Linked DNA regions of Homo sapiens: regions 1, 2 and 3 are each linked to region 4. The links are chromatin loops, found by intact Hi-C in ENCODE. Cell type or tissue: B cell. All regions are shown on one strand.

Region 1 (5,000 bases), 83 kb after region 4:
ATAAATATTAAAACACTGTTGGAAATTTGGGAATTTTTCTTCTAGAGATACTCATATAACAAATTTGAAGATATGTTTTTTTTTTTTTTTTGAGACAGGAAGATCACCTGAACCTGGGAGGTCGAGGCTGCAGTGAGCCATGATCATGCCACTGCTGGAGTGGTGTGGTGTGATCATGGCTCACTGCAGCCTCGACCTCCCAGGTTCAAACGATCCTCCTGTCTCAGCCTTCTAAGTACCAGGGACCGTAGGTGCATGCCACAATGCCTGGCTAAGTATTTTATCTTGTATTTTGTAGAGACATGGTCTCACTTTGTTGCCTAGGCTGGTCTTGAACTCCTGACCTCAAGCAATCCTCCCGCTCTGGCCTGATACCAGTCTCTTGAACTGGAAGGACAGGTGGTATTATCTCCATTTTACAGACAAGGAAACAGAGACTCAGATCTCCTAGTGCTTGATTCAAATTTGTAAATGATTCTGACATGGTCAGACATGAGGCTGTCTCTTTAGGTCAAACTTTTGAATCTAAAATGAAGCTTTCTTAAGAAGAAATAGGTTGATCAGGTAGGCCCCCCCCCATGTTTAAAGACAATGGCAATCCAGGATGGATAATAACAGATGTATCATGCCACTGAACGACAGAACAAAGAGGCACCCATCTGTGTCTTTTCCTGAGTGTGAGATGCCATATTGGCGCAGGTACCTGAGAGTTTTGAAATTAAAAAGGGAACTGTAAATGCACCTGGACTTACTTTCCCAGCCCAGAGCCCCCTTGGGACCCCTGCCCATAATTTATGCTGTGGGCTAATCAAATAGTTAGAACAGTGCTTAGCCAATGTGAACTCAGGGATCTTGTTAAAATGCAGGTTCTGATTAGGCTGGTCTAACAGTCTCCCAGGTGGTACTGAATCTACTGGTCCATGGATGACACTCAAAGCATCAAGGCCTGATCTAACTAAGTGATCTTGTTAGAAATGTAGACTCTCAGGCTTCACCCCAAACCTGGTAGATCTAAGTGTGCATTTTAACAAAATCTCAAAAGTATATGATCTGAGAAGTGCTGGGTTGGAGGGCTGCCTGCCTGGCTGAGTAAAGGAATGAATAAACAAACTTCCATTTATTGTTTTGTCAACAGATTGTTTCATAAACAGTCTTCAGTTGAGTGTGGGTATGTTCGAGAAAAAAAAATGAGAGATACTGTTTTGAATACAATCGCCTTGACAGATGGTGACAATGACCAGGTCTTTTGATCTGGACTGACTTGTATAGCCCAGCACCCAGCACCTAGGAGGTCTCCAGTGAATACCTTTTCATAAATGCCAGGTAGAGGGCAGCTGCTGCTATTGCGGCCTCAAGCAGAAAGGTTTCTTTGGCTGAATAAACTGTAGCACTAGCAACAACACAGTGGTTATTTTCTGTCCTGTTTCAGTCTCCAAAAAAAAAAAAAAAAAAAAAAGTCATAAAGTTTTCCTTCTAAGTAGAAATGGAAAGTAAATTCTATGTCATGAACTGCACCCATGACAATTCTGGTTGTTAATAAATATTTGAAACCAATGGTTCATTTGATCAATAAACATTTACTAAAAGCTTTTTATGTGTCAGACACAGGGCTAGGCACTAAGGACATAGAGTTCATAAAAATGTGGTCCCTGTCTATGAAGAATTCACAATTTGGTATGTAGTTTTGAGGTTAGTTATTGACTTTTGCTTTTAATACTATAAAGTTCAATGCACCAACATGCATACTGATGTGACTCCTTCAGAGTATTACTTAGGTCAGGGATGAAACAGGACAATAAAGGGTGAGGTCTTTGGAAAGAGAAAAACAGAAATCTAAATAAATAGCACAAAACTGACAGAAGTTCCATGTGCTCTCCATATTTTCTGCCTAATAGATCAATTATAACAATAAAACATGTGCACTATAAAAACATGCAGAGAGAATTCGGCTGGGCTGCAAGGGAATGTTGACAAGGTAGCTAAGCAACGCACTGGCAAGGAAAGTTCTAATTTTTCTTTTCCTATTGATGTCTTTTGCCTCATTAGTTGAGAAATCAAAGAGTCCTTGCCAGGGATAAGGAAGAAATAAAACAACTCTCCCAGTCACTCCTGAGAGATCCATCTTCTCTAGCCAGGCCCACCTCTAAGAGACCTTGGTGGTACTGAAGGGTGAGGGGGTTAGGAAAGGAGAGGGACTGAAGCTGATACCAGTTGCAGGAAAGGCAGTTCAATATCTTATCTGTGAGGTGGAGGACTCCTCCTGGCAGGATCAGCTGCCAGGATGATTCATTTCCTATAGGAAGGCCATAAGAGAAATGCCCCAGAAACACCCCGCATGAAGGAGGTTTAGTGTCATCTTCATTGCCAGGCACAGAGCTGACTTAACTGAATGTTTGCTGAATGAATGAGTAAATGACAGTGAATTACGAACATTTTACATCACAGTGAAACCACAAAAGAGGAACCAAAGTGGATCTCCTGTCTTCAGTTATTTGGGGACTCTATGTCAATCTGTAAGCTCACTGCCAACTCACTGAGGCCGCTGGGATACCCTGAAGTAACAAGTCTGCCTCCTGAAAGGACAAGACTTCAGCTCAACTTTTCTTTCAAATGAGCTGCTCCATTCCTCTGTGTTATCTGAAATTCCACCTCTTCAGAATCAAAGAATGACCAGTCTGATTTCTCATTTTCCCACTATATTGTTCTCTTTATAGCTGGAATAGTCCTTGGAATCGTCCTCCCACTTCCCAAATATTGAATTAAAGTAGATTGGGTTTTTATTTTAGAGGGGTGTATGTATGTGTGTATCATAAAATGAACATCGTCTGACCTTTCCAGGATCCAATAAAGGATGTGCCTAAGATGCAATTCCATCAGCCCTTATGCACTGTTTACCTTATGCCTACTTAGTAGGTGCCATCTTTGCCCACAGGACAACCCCAGAATGGAAGAGATTCCTGCCTGAGAAGCAGCTTTGCTATTTTTTTCCCCAACGAATTCAACTCCTCAACTTTGAGCTGTCATATCACTGCATTTTGTTACATTAGTTGGGAGAAACCTTGCTGCCTCATTTTAATCTTCAAAGATATGCATGGTTTCAGAGCTTAGAATGCTCACATTATTTCTGAACACAGATGAAGTTAGTACAAATAGGTGTAACCGTACAGAAGTCTGTCACAGGACTATTCTGCTCATCTTCTAGCTCTTCAATGGTCGTTTGAATTGCATTCTTGCTGTTTCACAGGCTTATTGTTTTGGTCATCAGTGCAGACATTCTAGCATCAAATGTGTAAGTAAATAGTGCCAAAATGAAAGCATTACCTGTAACCTTATACACTGTAGCAGCAGCAACAGCTACAATAGATGAATGCACAGGTGTTTTCAGCAAAAACCTATAATGATTCATCATCATTCAGAAGAGGACACTTAGTGGTGAGAAAGAATGGAAAGAGTAAAAGAAAAGAGTGGGATTTGTTTGGTATGGTTTGAAACATTACCTACTGACAGTCCATGGAACAAAAGACAGAGTTTTAAAAAATGTTTTCTGAAATAAAGAGAATAATGTTCCTTCTGGACACCAGTACCAACTAGCTTAGATTCCCAACAATGACAAAGATGAAGACCTTTTGGTCAAACCTTGGGCAGGGTTGATCCAATCTTACTGCAGTTGTAAAAATAAATAGTAAAGTAAAATTATTACAGGATAAAAGCTCAGATGACCTATTTAATCTTATAAAGATTATAAATCTTATAATGACATCCTACTGATTATACTGATTTTTTTTAAAAGAAAGAGAAACTTCTCTAAGTCAGTGAGAGATTTGGTATATTATTTCCAGATATTTAGACTAGCTGGAAAATATTCATTTTTGTGGCTTAAAGAAAGACACGTGAATTGAAAAAAACAATATCTAAGTCAGGTGAGGGTAGAAGAATGGGGGATGGGATGAGAACTACAGATAAAGCTTAAGTTATAGCTGAAATAAAAAATTAAGGCAGGTAAAAAATGTAAGTATTTTTACTTTTTAAAGCATGAGTGTATATCAGCTGATATGATGTCACTCTGAACCTTGAACGGATATTGAGATAAGTATTTTTACTTTATAAAGCATGGGTGTATATCAGCTGATATGATATCACTCTGAACCTTCAGTGGATACTGGGATAAAGGTCATTGTCAGTTACCCTTTCTTTTTCTTTGAAACAGCGTATGTCAATCCTTTCTTGGAAAAGTCTTAAAGGAAAAAGGTTCAAATTCAAGGAAGTTGGATCCTGTAACTGACAACAGACTTGTTTACTCTTAGCCACTAAGTGAACTTGAGTCTCAAAGTCTGAAAAATTTCTAGCCCTAGCACCATGAGAACTTATGTATGACATCTGGAACCATTGCAAAAGATCTTTGCAGGAAGGTGGAGAACACAAAATGGGCAAGAAGACTGGAAATTCGAAAATACAGTTTGAATTTTCAAAAGATCATAAGTTTAAGTTTGACAGGGGATAGGTAAAATTAACACCAAGAGCAGGCAAGATTAAGAGGCACTAAAGCCCAGTGGCTAACAGCACACAGCTTTTGCAGGGTTGCTGCAAGAATTCAAACAGTTTACGTAAAACACTTAGCATTAGCAAGTACTGAATATAGTATAGTGGTTGTTGCTATCATCATGTTCATCATTTGAATCATATTATGATACAAGTTTTACTAGAGAGTCAGATTCTTGAGAGACCAGTCACCTAGAATCTATCTTAGGATGCCTAAAATTCTAATTATATAATATTAACAATGGTATTTATTAAGGACTTCCTATTTATTTTAGTTTTCACAACCTTATGAATAGGTATTATTATTATTATACCTAATTTACGCTTAAGGAAACTGAGACACAGTGAGATTGAAGCTATATCCTGATCACAGAACCAGTAAGTAGCCAAGCTGACTCCAAACCTCTTACCACCTACTTAAAAGTGCCTCTTTAGACAGTTGGGTAGTTAAAGAAAAAAAA
Region 2 (5,000 bases), 110 kb after region 4:
TGGGTTGGCCTGATAAGGCTGCTTCTGGAGAGAAATGAAGCCAGGATAAGGACTGGACTCTTTTCCTAGAGTATCTTGCCTTGAACAGGCCTCCTGCTAACCTGTCTTATCCACTGGAAAACATAGCTACAGCGCTTGCAGTTTAATATCTTTAAGAGGTGCACATACATATTTGAGGGCTTAAAAGAGATAATTGTTTCCAAAATACAAAGAGATAAACATGACAATTACCAAATGTTTAAGTAAATGTCTACAAATATACGGTACTTTTTTTTTTTTTTTTTTTTTTTTTGAGACGGAGTCTTGCTCTGTCGCCCAGGCTGGAGTGTAGTGGCGCCATCTTGGCTCACTGCAAGCTCCGCCTCCCGGGTTCACGCCATTCTCCCGCCTCAGCCTCCCGAGTAGCTGGGACTACAGGCGCCCGCTGCCACACCTGGCTAATTTTTTGTATTTTTAATAGAAACGGGGTTTCACCGTGTTAGCCAGAATGATCTTGATCTCCTGACTTTGTGATCCGCCCGCCTCGGCCTCCCAAAGTGCTGGGATTACAGGCGTGAGCCACCGCGCCCGGCCAATATATGGTACTTCTTTCATTGTTAAATCTAACAAATTTCAATAACATTTTGTTTCAAAATATTTTAAAAATATTTTCTTGTGCATGAAAACAATTAGTAAGTTAAGCTGACTTTCTTTTTAAGAATTCTTGACTGCATAGCTCCTGAGAAAACAGAGCTAATCATAAATTGAATGACATACTTACAGTCAAATGATTTCAAAGGCCCAATTATAAAGGTGCTTTTCATCGCTTGCTGCACAGATTATATTTAATGTGAGGTGTGGGTGCACGTTGTTATGTTTGGTATGCTCGTGGGCAGAAGAGGAACTAAGGCCTCAGAAAATCTTAAAAGACCTGGTCCCATGTACAGCAGGAGGGTGCAAAGAGAGCTGGTATTAATAGGATGTGAAGCGACGTAGGGGGAAATGGCAGAGGGTGTGTCACAGCTGAGTGGTCCATTTGCTGCTGCTCGCCCTTCATGAATGAAATCTTCAAAAAAGCTACAGACTCTGGAAAATGCTGCTTTCCACTGGATTTCTTGTAGGGGATAAGGGTTTGAGTCCAGGTGACAGAGCCACTAAGGAGTGCCAGGGCAGGGTGAGGGCCCATAACGAGCTTATGATGCCAAGCATTGGGGTTCAGGCCAAGTTCTTCCTGCATCTTTGAGGGGCAGGGATGCCCCAAGTGAGAATTGTTACCTGCATTTCATAATATATGCTCTTCTCAAAATGCAGGTCCTATCACAGTTGTCTGGAGCTGAGGGTGAGTTGAACATAGAAGTGATCAGGAGTCTTTCTAAGGGCTCCCATTCAGAGGATCCCATTAACTCAGAGAAAAACGGGAAGAGATAATAAACAGCCATCACAGAAGACACTGATCTAACAAGGTCTCCCAGCATTTCCACAGCAGCCCCCTGTCTGCCATGTAGGGGGTTGAGAAGGTGGGCTGTTTGCTTTCAGTTATAATGGGTCTATGCTAAAAACAAAACAAAAAACTCAGGCGGGAGTAAGAAGCCATGGCAAGTGGACATTTCTCCCTGTGCAAAACTGATGAGTGGGAGGCAGTAAGAAGAGAGCAAACTGAAGTGCATTATTTTTCATTTATTTTTACTTTAAATAAAAAGCATAAAGAATTTGAAAATATTTTGTTAGCCTTCAACCTTCGAGTCACTTTAACCTATCCACATTAAAGGGCCACCATAAAGGCTTCATGAATAGCAGTCCCAGGATAATTCCCTTCTGTTTGCTTGTTCCTGTGCATTTCATGTCTGCCCACCTCCTGAGCCTTGCACCTGCCCTGTGGGTTTGGTGCTTGCACAAATCAACCCCCCGACCCCCGGCCTCCTCTACCCTGCCCTGAGAACTCAGCGTTCCATGCATCCTCAGGCTTTTTCTGCAGGCTGTCAAACCCAGGCATGAGCTCACCAGGGTACCAGCTAGTAAACTACATCCACACAGTCAGGTTGAGGTATCCACTTTAGAAGGGGACTCTGGGACATGGAGTACAGTGACCATTATACCTCAGTTAATGGAAACTTGACTCCCAGCCTTTAACCCTGACAACACATGAACCACCCCGGAAAATTGGCCTTGCCAGTATTTTTAAACAGACCACGGATCCAAGTTCGAGACAAGTGTTTTGCGTGGCCAGATGGACAGTTTCAGCTGGATGTCTCAAGGGCATCCAGTCCATATATTGATAATATATCAATAACAACAAGGATCATAGCAAATACTTCTATATATCACTTATTCTACAATATTAACTCATTTAATCCTCGAAACAACCCATGAGGTAAGTACTGTTATTATTCCTATCTTAACAGATAAAGAAGCTGAGAAAGGTTAAGTAACTTACCCAACAACAACCTGGCAAGGTAGGGACTGTGGAGCTCATTTTACACAGGAAGGAAATGGGTTCACTGAGGTTAGGTGACTTGCTTGCAGAACCAGAACTGAAACCCACCTCTGCTGGCTCTAAAGCCTATTTCCTTTCTAGGACTCAAGGCCTCTCCAACACCACTATTTCTGTTAAGAGCTACATCTGTCTCCCAATCACAAAGCCCCAAATGTCAGCATTGCCTTGGGCAAATCTCACTGATTCTGTCTCTGGAATGTCTCCAATATTAGCCCCTTTCTTTGCACTCCAATGGCTCCTGCTTTACATTTCACTTTCATATCGACTTTTGTGTGGACCATCTCAAACTGATTTTACATCCTACATTCTCTTCCCTCTCTACCCTCATGGAAAATTACTCTTCTTTAAAACACAGCTCTACAAAATGTCAACAGCAGAATTACCATGATATCAATTTTTCCCCCTTGTTCTCTTCTGTGTTTATTGAGTTAAAGGCATTGAGATTATATTCCTTTTGTAATAGGAAAAAAATGGCAGAAACAAAACACTATCTAATGATGTTAAGTCCTGTATGTATAAAACTCACCAACACTATTGCTAACCACATAAGTGCAAACTCACTGAGCTGAACTATTCAAGACTTTTTACAAAGAGAGTCAAAAATCTATAATTTGTTCAATCAATATTTCTTGAGCACTTGGTACACTAGGCTGGGTTTTCTGTAATGAATGAAAGATATAACTCTTCTCTTAGTGGAGCTTACAGTCTGTTGGGGGAGAAGCCATTAAACACACATACATGATGTACAATTACAAATTGTGCTGTGTGCCAAGAATGAAAAGAGCAAGTGCCACAAGACAGGACAACGGGCAAGAGCTAGTTTCGATGGTGGACCAGGAATGCCTCTTTGATGAAGATACTTGTGCACAGAGACTAGAAGGATTCAGGGTGGCAGTATTAGAAGCAAGTCAAAGAGTATGAAGAACTTCCAACGCAGGAGGACCGGTAAGTGAGAAGACCTGTGTGTAAACCTGTAAGCCAATACCTATCTAAAGTTTCATTTGATGAAATCTATTAAGACTTTTAAGAAGAAGATCTGGAACAAGAAATCCAAACAATTAATAGGATAGAAAATTGATCACTTCTGCCTCTGGCTCAAATTTGAAGCACCCTTCAAAGCATTATGGAGGCAATGAATAGAATAACTTCCTGTGTCTTGAGTAATCACATCCCAAATGAACAGACGCATAAGTGGATCAAGCCTAACTAAAGCTAGTCCTGTGGCATCCAAGTGTCAGGGTTTCATATTCGATTAAAACTTTCACCTGGCATTCAAGGGCCCGCATTCTGATTACAATCTAATTTTCCAGCTTTATGTTAGTTAGCTCTGGCCTTCTAGAGATGAGAAGCAGAAATCCACCCAGGCTAGTGTGACTGTGGGGAGAAGTGGTGCTTTAAGAATTTAATGGGAATAAAGAAAATATGAGGTTCATATGAATCTAAACAGGAGTTAAAACAGGACTTGGCCATGTATAAAGTGGAAAGACTCAAGGCAGCTTAAGAATGCTTAGTGTTGGGGCTGGGCGTGGTGGCTCACGCTTGTAATGCCAGCACTTTGGGAGGCTGAGGCAGATGGATCACTTGAGGCCAGGGGTTCAAGACCAGCCTGGCCAACATGGTGAAACCTCACCTCTACTAAAAATACAAAAATTAGCTGGGTGTGGTGTCACATGTCTGTAATTCCAGCTACTCAGGAGGCTGAGGAACGAGAATCACTTGAACCTGGGAGGTGAAGGTTGCAGTGAGCCAAGGTCTCACCATTGCACTCCAGCCTGGGCAACACAGTAAGATTCTGTCTCAAAAATAAATAAATAAATAAATAAAATAAATAAATAATTCTTAGCGTTGGGAGGCAATTCTCCATAACGTTTCTATAAGTCATGCCAGACTATATTTTCTGGGATATTTGCATAGCAAACAGCCTAGGAAACTAAAGATAGTGTTCCCCTGCAGATCAGAAGGCACATGTGTTTCCTGACTAGCATAGTAAAGACAGAGAACATCCCCTGCCCAGAGATCGGTTTACATTCCAGGGTAATAAGCTTTATTACCCTGGAATCAGCCGTCTCTGGAGGGGAGGATAGGCATGTCTCCTTATAAAATTGGGGTTTTCTAAAGCTCAGTGTTGCTCAGCTGTGAAACAGACCCCTATGTGCACAGTATCCACCTAGGCCCACATCCCCATCACCTCCATGAGACCTGGGGGGCCAGGGAGAACTGATGATGCAGACATAATGCTCATGCTGCCTGATGTACCACGAGTAATAAACTAGATAGGTACATTTGGGTTCATTATTTCCTTTCCAGCTGATCTAGTAGCTTTCTATTCTAAGCTGCTCCTTAGGGGCTGCTTGGCCACCTGACCCTTAGAAGCAAGAGTTCGAAGATTTTTCACTTTTGCGTATGCCATTAAAATGACTCAACTATTTCCATAGATTCTTCATGTACATCTTTCTCACCCTGATGCTATGGTCTCTTCTCTGCTTATTGATTCTGCTATGCTATCATCATGGCTTCTGCCTTCTCT
Region 3 (5,000 bases), 65 kb after region 4:
CCTCATTGGGAAAACAGGCAAAAGGCTGTTTTGCCTGTCATGCTTTGGGGGTGGGCCCGGTGGTGGGGGGTAAGGCTGTTGTGAGAGGTAAGGTAGCAATGTAAAGCACCTAGTTAACCTACAGTGGAGAGAAAATGGTAGACATCATTATTACAGTAACTGTCTAAAACAAAATCTAGATATGACAAAACCTGGTTAGCAAGGCAGGTGTAAGATTGGTCTCACCCTAGCAGTAAAACACATTTCATGTAGCATAAGATGTTCTATAAATCCCATTCAGAAATGAGTCTGTCCACAGTGGGCAATACATATCTGCCCATCTGCAGGTTGAAGCAATGTGGCCATGTCTCTTTAATGCTGACTGATGTTCAACTACATCACAGTGCCCTTGTCATGGGGCTCAGTTAATGCTGAATTCAATTATCTATGTAGATGGAAAGAGCAGAGTCATAGATAATAATTCTGAGAACAAATACTTTCTAAATGATTCCTTCTTTTTTTTTTTTTTCCATAATAGCTACCTTACTGTATTACTTGGGTCTTGGCTGATGTTTGGTACTCTATAAGAATACGTATCAATGGATGATGGGAAGAAATTCATGACTACTCTGACCTGGATATTATAGAAAGCTCTCCTGAGCCTGAATATTTGTTGCATAAAATTTGCAAGGTGAATAACTGGTGGTGGTCCACCACTCTCTAATGTATGGCACAATAATTATAAAATATTCATTCAATTTTAAGATATTTTCTGTGTGTGTATCAAGTCCCACCAGTTACGCATCTAGTCTGAATTAGCTCATTAGGTTAGGGTGAACATAGTGCTAAGGAAATCAGAAGATTCATTTTTTTTTTAAAGATCAATTAGCATCTTTCCTTTGGTGCTCCCAAAAACTCTGTGATAAGGAGACCACATAACTGTGAATACTGATGTGAAATGCCATCAGTACTGGTGGGTAAATACCATAAAGCAGCGGTCCTCAACCTTTTTGGCACCAAGGATCAGTTTTGTGGAAGACAATTTTTCCACAGCAGGGTTAGGGTTGGTTTCAGGATGAAACTGTTCCACCTCAGATCGTCAGGCATTAGTTAGAGTCTCATAAGGAGTGAGCAATCTAGATCCCTCACATGTGCAGTTCACAATAGGGTCCGTGCTCCCATGAGAATCTAACACCGCCACTGACCTGACAGGAGGCTGAGATCAAGCAGTAATTCTCCATTACTGGCCACTCACCTCCTGCTGTGCGGCCTGATTCATGACTTCCACCAACAAATGTAATGTCTTTTCTACCGTAACTAAGCACTTACCATGCACTGTGGCCATAACTTTTGCAGTTTGAGAGGCAACAAGAAAATTAGCATAAATTTCTTTTTACTTCACAATTTCACAGGCAGAAGATTCATACCATAGATCTGAGCAACCTTAGCCTACAATTTTTTTCTTTCCTTAAGTCCTTATGTTCACCTTTTCACTTAAAGGAAGCACTTTATGGCTTCTCTTTGGCATATCTGAATTGCTGGCATCACTACTCTTGCACTTTGGAGCCATCATTAAGGAAAATAAGGGTTCCTTGAACACAAGCTCTGTGATACTGCAAAGGTTAACTGATAACCCAGATATCTACTAAATGAGCAATGGGCAGGTAGAGTCTACAGTGTGGGTATGCTGGACAAAGGGAAGGTTCTTGTCCCAGGTAGGACAGAGCAAGATTTCATCATGCTACTCAGAACAGTGTGCAATTTAAAACTTATGAATCATTTATTTCTGGAATTTTCCATTTAATATTTTCAGACCACAGTTGACCACAGGTGACTGAAACAGAGGAAATCAGAACCATAGATAAAGGGGGACTACTATATTGTGAAATTCGTAATGCAATTGTCGCTTGTCTTGTTTCAACCAACATAGTCTAGTGCCTACTAGGTACAAAGGACTCCCTCCCCACCCCAGCAGTGTTCTCAGTGTTGTATGGATCCCTAAGGACCCTTTCAAAGGTACACAAAATCCTCCCCTTTCCAACCACATACTCATGTCAGCCCTGACATGAATCAAAACAATAAACCACAATAGACTGAAAATGCAGAAGCGGATATGAGTCCAGTTGCCTTCTGTTAAACCAGACGTTAAAGAGATTTGTGAAGAGTAAAACAATATTACTCTCTTTACTCAAAAATTTTTTTGTTTTGGGAAATGTAGTTATTTTTCATAAAAAAAGTTATTTTGTTAGCATGTAATGGGCTTATTACTTTCTCAATTAATAAATATTTTTAAATTTTCCTAGTTTTAATTTCTAATATTGTTAGCTGTTGCTAGATATGACCCACATACACAAAAGATCAGGATTTTCAGTAATTTTTAAGAATATGAAGGGGTTCTGAAACCACAGAAAATTTGAGGAGCACTGACTGTTGTTCATCTGTCTTATTTAAATCTTACAGCATCCTAATTCCGTTTTCCTACTTTAATTGTCTTCATAGAACTTATCCTTATCTGACATTATGTCATATATTTATTTGCGTTTTATCTGTTTTCTCCATAAGCCAGTTATTTGCCTACTTGCTCTCAGATCCGTTCTCTATCTTTCCTCAGCAAAACGTGTTTCCCAGGCTCCTTTGCCAAAGACAGTGGGAAGCATTGGCAGGAGACTGGAGGAGGGAAGCAGACAGCCAGGTATTTCTACCTCCCACCCTGCCCTTTCGGGTCAGGCAGTACTGCTATTCACCTTGGCTCCAAGGGACCTCCCCTCTTTGCCCCTGGCTCCTGAGCCCTGGTAACACCCTCTCTGACTTCCCTCATGCAAGCCTAAGGTGGCAGTGGCTTCCGGCTCTTGTTATAATATTATATTGTTGCTTTGCCAGCCCAGTTTGACTTTGAGCTCTCTCAGCACTTTTGTGCTAGTTCTCCACGTTAGCTCCTTTCATTGCACCATCTGGCATGGGGCCTGTTTTCCTGACTGAAATGTAAGTTCCATGAGGTCTGGGCCTGTCTCATCTGCTACCATAACCACAATGTCTCAAGTAAATAATTTTTTCAAAGTAACAGCCCTGTGGGATAAGTGTTAGTATCATTATTTTATATATCTGAAAAATAAGGCTCAGGCAGAATTTGCTCGCCCCAGACAAGTGGGTCTCAAACTCTAGCTTGAATCAGAATTACCTACAGAGCTTTAAAACACAGATTTCTGGGCCACTTCCAGAATTTTTGATTCACTAAATATAGGGTGAAGCCTATAACTGCATTTCTAATAAGTTCCCAAGGGATCCTGATGCTGCTGGTCTAGGACCCACTTTGAGAACTACTGCCCTGCGTGACACAACTGAAAAGCAGCAGGGCCAGTCCTTATGTCTAGTCTTCCCACTGCATCTTGAAGCTTAAGGGTATTTGACACCAAGCTCAACAGTCAGGAACGTGCCACCAAATATACATCAACTCTCCCAATAGCTCACTCTGGGACTGTAGTCCAGATCTCTATTACATTATTCATCCTGTACTCTATTATTTGTAGTCTATACCACACTGAAAGTAACAAGTTTTTAAGTTTCCAAACATACATAAACGATTTCTTCCTTTCTTTTACTGGTCTATCACTGAACCTTCTCAAACTGCGAAAGGTATTCTTAAATATCAGGATTTAGTTGGGGAAAATACCCAACCATATTTGCCATCTTCCCTTTATGATTTTACAGCTTTTCACTTTTTCCCTCTTCCTGAAGAATTCAAGTTAGTCCAATCAGGAACCCCTACTTTTCAATTTCTTAATCATCTTAGAGACCATACCCTGGACCGTCTTCTATTCTCATACACCCACCTTGAGTTGCCCCAAGGGCTGGGCACTCTGATTTCAAGACTCACCATCAGGGTTTTGATAAGAAGGTAACATTTTGGTTTGGTTTTAGCATACTTCCTGATCATGCCCCAATAGCTTTATTAGCCCTGGTAGTTGTTAGACTTCAGAAAACCAATGTACACATGACTGGCCTTCTCCTTGGGCTGTCAATAATTATCCTTTCAGAACAGTGAAGAGCATGAATGGCATATGTATGATACACATTCTTTAGTCTTGCACCTATGCAGATATCATAATCAACCACAGCATGTTCTCTCTGAGCCCCATCTAAGAACATTATATGGCATAATATTTCAAGAGCACAAGGCCATGGCAGATGTTCTGCACCTCCTGTGACATTCCAGTAAATGGAAACCTCTGCCTTTGCAACCCCTGTCCTCTGGGAAAAGAAAGAAAGAGAGAGAGAGAAAGAAGAAGGAAAGAAGGAAGGAAGGAAGGAAAGAAGGAAGGAAAGAAAGAAAGAAAGAAAAAGAAAGAAAGAAAGAAAAAGAAAGGAGGGAGGGAGGGAAGGAAGGAAGGAAGGAAGGAAGGAAGGAGGGAGGGAGGGAGGGAGGGAAGGAAGGAAGGAAGAAAGGAAGGAAGAAAGGAAGGAAGGAAGGAAAAGATAAAATACCCCACATCAACCTGCTTTCTTCCACCTCTTCAGATGTCATTTGTAAATGGAGCTCGGGTATTAGAAGGGAAGGCAGTAAATTTTTTCAAGTTAATCATAAAGATATCTTCACAAGTACATCTGTACTTTAAATAGGTACATATATGAAAAAGTGGGCCTAAATTTTTCTACTTGAAAAGAAATACTTTATCCCAATTTAATCTTTATCATTTCCAGAAAACAGGGAATTATAGACACTACTTTCATCTTGTTTTTAAGTTATTATGTTTTTAGAGAGAGGAAAGGTTATAATTTCATCAAATGCAGCTTAAAAAACTCTGTAGCTTTGTAGTTAGGCAAGTCTGGATTCTAAACCTGGATCAACCACTTACTAGGAGGGTGACTTTGAAAGAAGAAATTTATCTCAGTTTCCTCATTTGAAAATAGGGATAATAATAATGATGGTTAACCAGGACTGCTGTGAGGATTAGAAAAAATATAATAAAAGACCTAGCATATTGCTTGGCCCAGAATAAGTAATAAATGCTAGTTAATATAAT
Region 4 (5,000 bases):
TGGCCATACTGGAAAATCATTACCCTAGTAACACTGTCTTTGAGTACCTCATACTTGCAGCTTCTTTGTTCTCCCAGCCCCAGCAAGCACTGGAGTGGGGTAGTCACTCTTTTTGGTTCTCCGTTTAACATAAATGTGCAGAAGGCACCATTTACTTGTTTTCTGAACGGAATCCCAGGGAGCATGAACAGACAGACTTCTGGGGATGATGAAGGCACATGGGCTTCATGTTTTGCAATACAAGAGTTTTCTCCATATGTTCTTTCTTTATTAACATTCATAGGTGGTCCTTGAGTTACATATGCTTAACTTTCTTACCTCCTGCATATTTGCACACTACATGGACATTGCTAAATTCCCTTTACTAGGGTGCATTTGATCTATGATACATTAATTATAGTGGATGCTTTGGTGATGTCACACAGAAGCACTGTGGAGGAGTGTGTACTCGCTAGAGGAGAGGACAAAAGCCCCACACTCACCCCATGCATCCTGAGGAGCCTCTAGCAACCCCTGCTGCCTAACCCCATTAGAAGAACCACCTTGCAGAGCAAAAGCCCTTTTGCCCAGCACAATCTCCCTAGGTTCCTATGATGATTCTCACATTTCCAGGTCCCAAAGGCATTAGCACCCATTGGGACCTTAATTAACAATTGTAAGATGCTTTCTAATTCTCTGAAAAAACTTCTAATCTACAAATGCATGCTTTGTATTTCAGGCAGACATTGTAGAATGTATTTACAAGAATAGGTGACTGCCTACACAAATTCTTTTGGTCTAATCATAAAAGTAATATTGTTTAAAAATTAGAAAATGTTATCATTATCACCCATAATCCCATCAAGAAATAATCACTGGTAATATTTTGTTGTGTTATCTTCCAGTCTTTTTTCTGTGTGTGTATGTATATAGTTTTGTTAAAAGTACAATTAGAGTCATACTAAATATTCAGTTTGTATCCTCCTTTTTGTACTTGACATAAGTATTAGATATTCTTTGAACAATGAATCACCATATAACCATCACACAGACTCAGCAATTATCAAGACAAAGTAATACTTAGATGCCTCTTCTTGTACATATCTTTGACAGTTGGTCCTGACAATTTTCCTTGGCTAAATTCTTAGGAGTGGACTAAATCCCATTTACATTACATTTTACATTAAGAGTTCATGAACACTTTGCATTATACTCCACAATAGATGTTTGTTTCATAGAAAATATTGAAATGAAATGAATGAGCACTATTTGTCTTGCAGTGTTGGTACCCGTTGCACACACTGAGTTTCCCAGAAGTATGCATGCTGCCGTTAGAAAAAAATGGACACAGGACTCAAGAACCAAAGCTATAAAAAGGAATTAGTAGTCTTCCTTTGAGTATAGCAGTGGTTCTCAACCCTGGCTGTGCATTAGAATTATCCAGGGAACATAAAAAAATAGAATGGCAGTGTCTCACACTAGAACAATTGAATCTGAAGTTCCTCAGATGATTCTAATGTACAGCCCTGGTTGAGAAATACTGGCCTACAGAAGTGATTCTTTAAGTGTGGTCTCCGGACCAGCAGCACCAGCAATATCTGGGAGCTTGCTAGAAATGCAAATTCCCAGGCCTCAACCTAGCAGCACTGAATCTAACACTTGGGGACAAGGGTCCAGCAATCTGTGCTTTAAGATGTCCTCCAGAAATCTTGATCCATGACAAATTTTAAGAACCACAGGCCTAGAATATTCCTGGCTCAAGGATCTAGCTTGCTTAACCAAGTGGGAAGTCTGGCTGAAGATTTACAGAATCTGGTGTCTGACTTGAACTCAAGTCTCTCGTCTCCCATTTATTAGCTACACGATCTTGGGCAAATGACTTAGCCTCTCTGAGGCTGTTTCACTGTGAAGGACATAAGGATCTTAATAGCATCTACCTTGTTGGGCTGTTGTGAGGATTAAAGGGAAAATAATGAATGGTATTTTCCAAAAGGTAGAACTTGATAAAATTTGCTATTTTCATTAGCCATCAGAGAACTATTACTGTGGTCAGGAGATCAGGAAGGAAGCCTCCGAGGTGGAGGGAGACAACTGATCTGTCAGTCTGAACACCCAAAACAGATGTTTGTTTCCTAACTCTTTTCCAGGCCTAGGCTTGGATTTAGATTACACCTGCTGTGACACAAATACATGAATCTCCCAGGATGAGACGATGAGTCATTCTCTCAGGAGCTGTCTTCACACTACGGAAGTGCTGAAAATACACGGCTAGAGAGCCGGGCTTGGTCATCTGGACCTCAAAACTGCCAGGGGTGGGAGGAAGGGGAGAAGGGAGGGGACCACCCTTCTAACACCTAGACCAGTGTTCTCAAACGGGAGCCCTGAGAAGCACCTGGAGTGCTCACTGAACACAGACTGCTGAGCTGCACCCCCAGAGTTTCAGTGAGTCTGGGGAGGGGTCTGAGAACTTGTGCTTCAAACAAGTTCCCAGGTGAGGTTTATACAAATCTGACCACACTTTTTATGCTAAATTGAAAACACTGGCAAAGTTCATGAAACTGCAAGGCAACTGAACTGTGACCTATAAAAAGTTTTAAAAACTAGCGAAATGTTCTCTAAGACTTTCACATTTCCTCTGTAAAATTCAAATTCCGTTTGACATTCTATTTAGGTTTGCCCCAGAGTAACACTGGCCAACTTTACAGAAGTGTGGATAGTGACGTTCATTTGAACCCTAGGTCCCCCACAGGGGGTTGAAGGGCAGGGTGATGGGCAAGCCCAGCCTGTCTTGCTCTGCTCTCACAGGTAGTGGGGTAAGAAATCATTCACTGTCACCTCTCCTTCCCCCAAGAAGCCAACACACATCAATCACTTAGACTAAGAGTTTGTATACACCACATCATTTAATTCTTCCTGCAATCTATGAGGTATGGGCTACTTATGTCTCAATTTTTACAGATGAAGGAACTGAAACTAAGAGAGGTTAAACTTTCTGAAGACACATAGCTAGTAATAAGGATCTTCAGGTCAGAAATCAGATCTCAAAACCTTTGCATTTCTCTTTCTGACCTACACAATGAGTAGAAGAGTCTTTGCTTCTAGACTGAAAAGACTGTGTGTGACTGAGAATGAATCTCAGCTGGGGAGGGAATGAGGTCATAAGGATGGATGCTGCATCTGGACATGGGTAAAAAGGGACACATATTGCTGCTCACCTACTCTCCAGCAGGCTCTGATGTCAGCTCTGGACAAAGTGAACAGGAGGCAAAGCTGGCCCTGATCCCATCTAGTTCCCTCAATGATGTGGCCAGAATGATTACATTCACCACTACTCCTGGCGCAAGGGCAAAAGCCAGGGTTTAGTCCCAGAACTATTGGAACCAGGGGGCAGCTTGGCCAAAGGACCGTGAAGGTGAGGGCCGGGGATCTGGTGTGCCAGTCTGTGTTCTTCTTCCCCCTGTATCTCACTCTATGGCTTTCTGGTCCATTCTCCCAGCCCTTGCCAGCCCTGATGACTCCCTGACCCAGAACCACACCTGGGGAATCCTGTGCATCTTTGAGTATTGCATGTGCATGGGCAGAGCTGGGCATGTGACCAAAGTGATAAAGGAAATGAAGGTCTTATCACACAGGGAGGCTAGGAGAAGACTGGAAGGATAGGGCTCAAATATTTGAAAGAAGGTCATTTGGAAGAGGAAAGGGAAAAGAAAATTGCAAACCACTTATCCAGGGCCACAAAGCTAACAAGTGCTAGAGTGGAATTCTAGCCCACGTCTTCTGAGCTCAAAGCTCAAAGCTTGCTCTCTTTCCACTGCTCTGTTCTGCCTCCTCAGGGTCAGAAGGAACCCCTTCCTTTAGGTCAGCATGAAGACAAATTTACATTGCCTAAGGTGTCCAAAATGGGATGCATTGTCTCAGGTGATAGTGAGCTCCCCAGGCTGGAGGTGTTCAAGAAGAAGCCCGGAGACCACTTGCAAGGGTTGTTGGAGCGGGGATTCAGGCAAGGGAAGATGGTTTTCATCTCTGGTTGCATGTTACCATCTCCTGCATTGCTTCTCAGCAGAGTGGATTCCCAGACCCCCTTGTGATTTACTGGCTCTTGGGTGCATCTCAGGAATAGGTGACTTTTAAAGCACCCTTGGGGATTCTAACGCACCTTTAGGAATTACTGGGGTTTCCTTCAACTCTGAAATTCTATGACTTGAGTTTTTGGCATAAGAGACAGCTAGCTGTGGGGTGACAGTGCTGGTGACAACAATATTCGATAATTACTGAGGGTTTACTCTGAACCAGGACCAGTCATTACCTCACTGAGTCCTCACCACAACCACAGGAGGCAGGTACTACCATCATCCCCTGTTCACAGATGAGGAAACGACAGAGGAAGATGAAGTTTCCTGCCCAAGGTCACACCCCAAAGTGTTGGAGGAGCCGGGCTGTGAGGGCTGCAGATCTTTTCTCCTTACCATAGGAGCAGAAGGCACCAAGTGAGACCTGGTCCAAAGCCATTCAGTCCAAGGCAGGTTCTGAACAAAAGCCCCCAGTGGTTAATCTCCCAAATAAAAACTACACAGTCCAGGAAGCACCAGGAGAGTGAAACAGACCCTCAGATCTTGAAAAGATTATAAGCACTGAAAGAGTTGCAAAGCTCTCAAGGCATAAAGTCTAACTATTTCTTTGGTCTAAATATATCATATTTGGTTTTTCAAAATGTAAACTTTTCAATATAGTACAAAGTGTACCTAGGTAAATCTTACTGCTATTCGCTCACCTAAAAATAAAACAAAACTTGTTCGTTAAAAGTGCTTCCATTCAGTTATAGAATATTCAAACAAAGTGTCATTAAGTATATTGACACAACGGTTAAAACATTAACCCCAGTGAAACTCCTGATGTGCCAGTTCAGCAGAACCCACCCACGCCTTTCTGGGAAAAGCTGGATCAACCCCTGTATCTTGCAAGTTGTGTCTAAATCCTCACCCACCACGAGGTCTATGGGCCCCCACTAGCAGTGCAACTTT

The links. Hi-C counts contacts between places; a loop is a spot of excess contacts. Peaks named below come from ENCODE experiments on the same cell type or tissue, not always from the same donor. Only the 100,000 strongest peaks of a DNase experiment are listed, where the experiment ranks them.
Region 1: it touches region 4 in a loop (4-fold over the local background); 5 of 110 quality-filtered maps call a loop at or near these places.
Region 2: it touches region 4 in a loop (1.9-fold over the local background); 5 of 110 quality-filtered maps call a loop at or near these places.
Region 3: it touches region 4 in a loop (3-fold over the local background); 11 of 110 quality-filtered maps call a loop at or near these places.

What each region holds. Positions count from the first base shown.
Region 1 is chr9:27,458,443-27,463,442 of GRCh38, forward strand. The region is part of intron 1 of MOB3B (MOB kinase activator 3B); the gene reads right to left. Among named protein-coding and RNA genes, the nearest start is that of IFNK, 63 kb to the right of the region's middle. In B cell, no CTCF peak of the experiment used is centred here; a DNase peak (open chromatin) is centred at 2,449; H3K27ac peaks cover 1,608 bases.
Region 2 is chr9:27,482,859-27,487,858 of GRCh38, forward strand. The region is part of intron 1 of MOB3B (MOB kinase activator 3B); the gene reads right to left. Among named protein-coding and RNA genes, the nearest start is that of IFNK, 39 kb to the right of the region's middle. RefSeq lists a silencer at 2,392-2,521. In B cell, no CTCF peak of the experiment used is centred here; DNase peaks (open chromatin) are centred at 933 and 2,503; H3K4me3 peaks cover 2,869 bases; H3K27ac peaks cover 4,433 bases.
Region 3 is chr9:27,439,886-27,444,885 of GRCh38, forward strand. All of the region lies in intron 2 of MOB3B (MOB kinase activator 3B), which reads right to left. Among named protein-coding and RNA genes, the nearest start is that of IFNK, 82 kb to the right of the region's middle. In B cell, no CTCF peak of the experiment used is centred here; a DNase peak (open chromatin) is centred at 1,986; H3K4me3 peaks cover 560 bases; H3K27ac peaks cover 2,455 bases.
Region 4 is chr9:27,375,166-27,380,165 of GRCh38, forward strand. All of the region lies in intron 2 of MOB3B (MOB kinase activator 3B), which reads right to left. Among named protein-coding and RNA genes, the nearest start is that of EQTN, 81 kb to the left of the region's middle. In B cell, no CTCF peak of the experiment used is centred here; DNase peaks (open chromatin) are centred at 2,826 and 4,356; H3K4me3 peaks cover 1,169 bases; H3K27ac peaks cover 2,386 bases.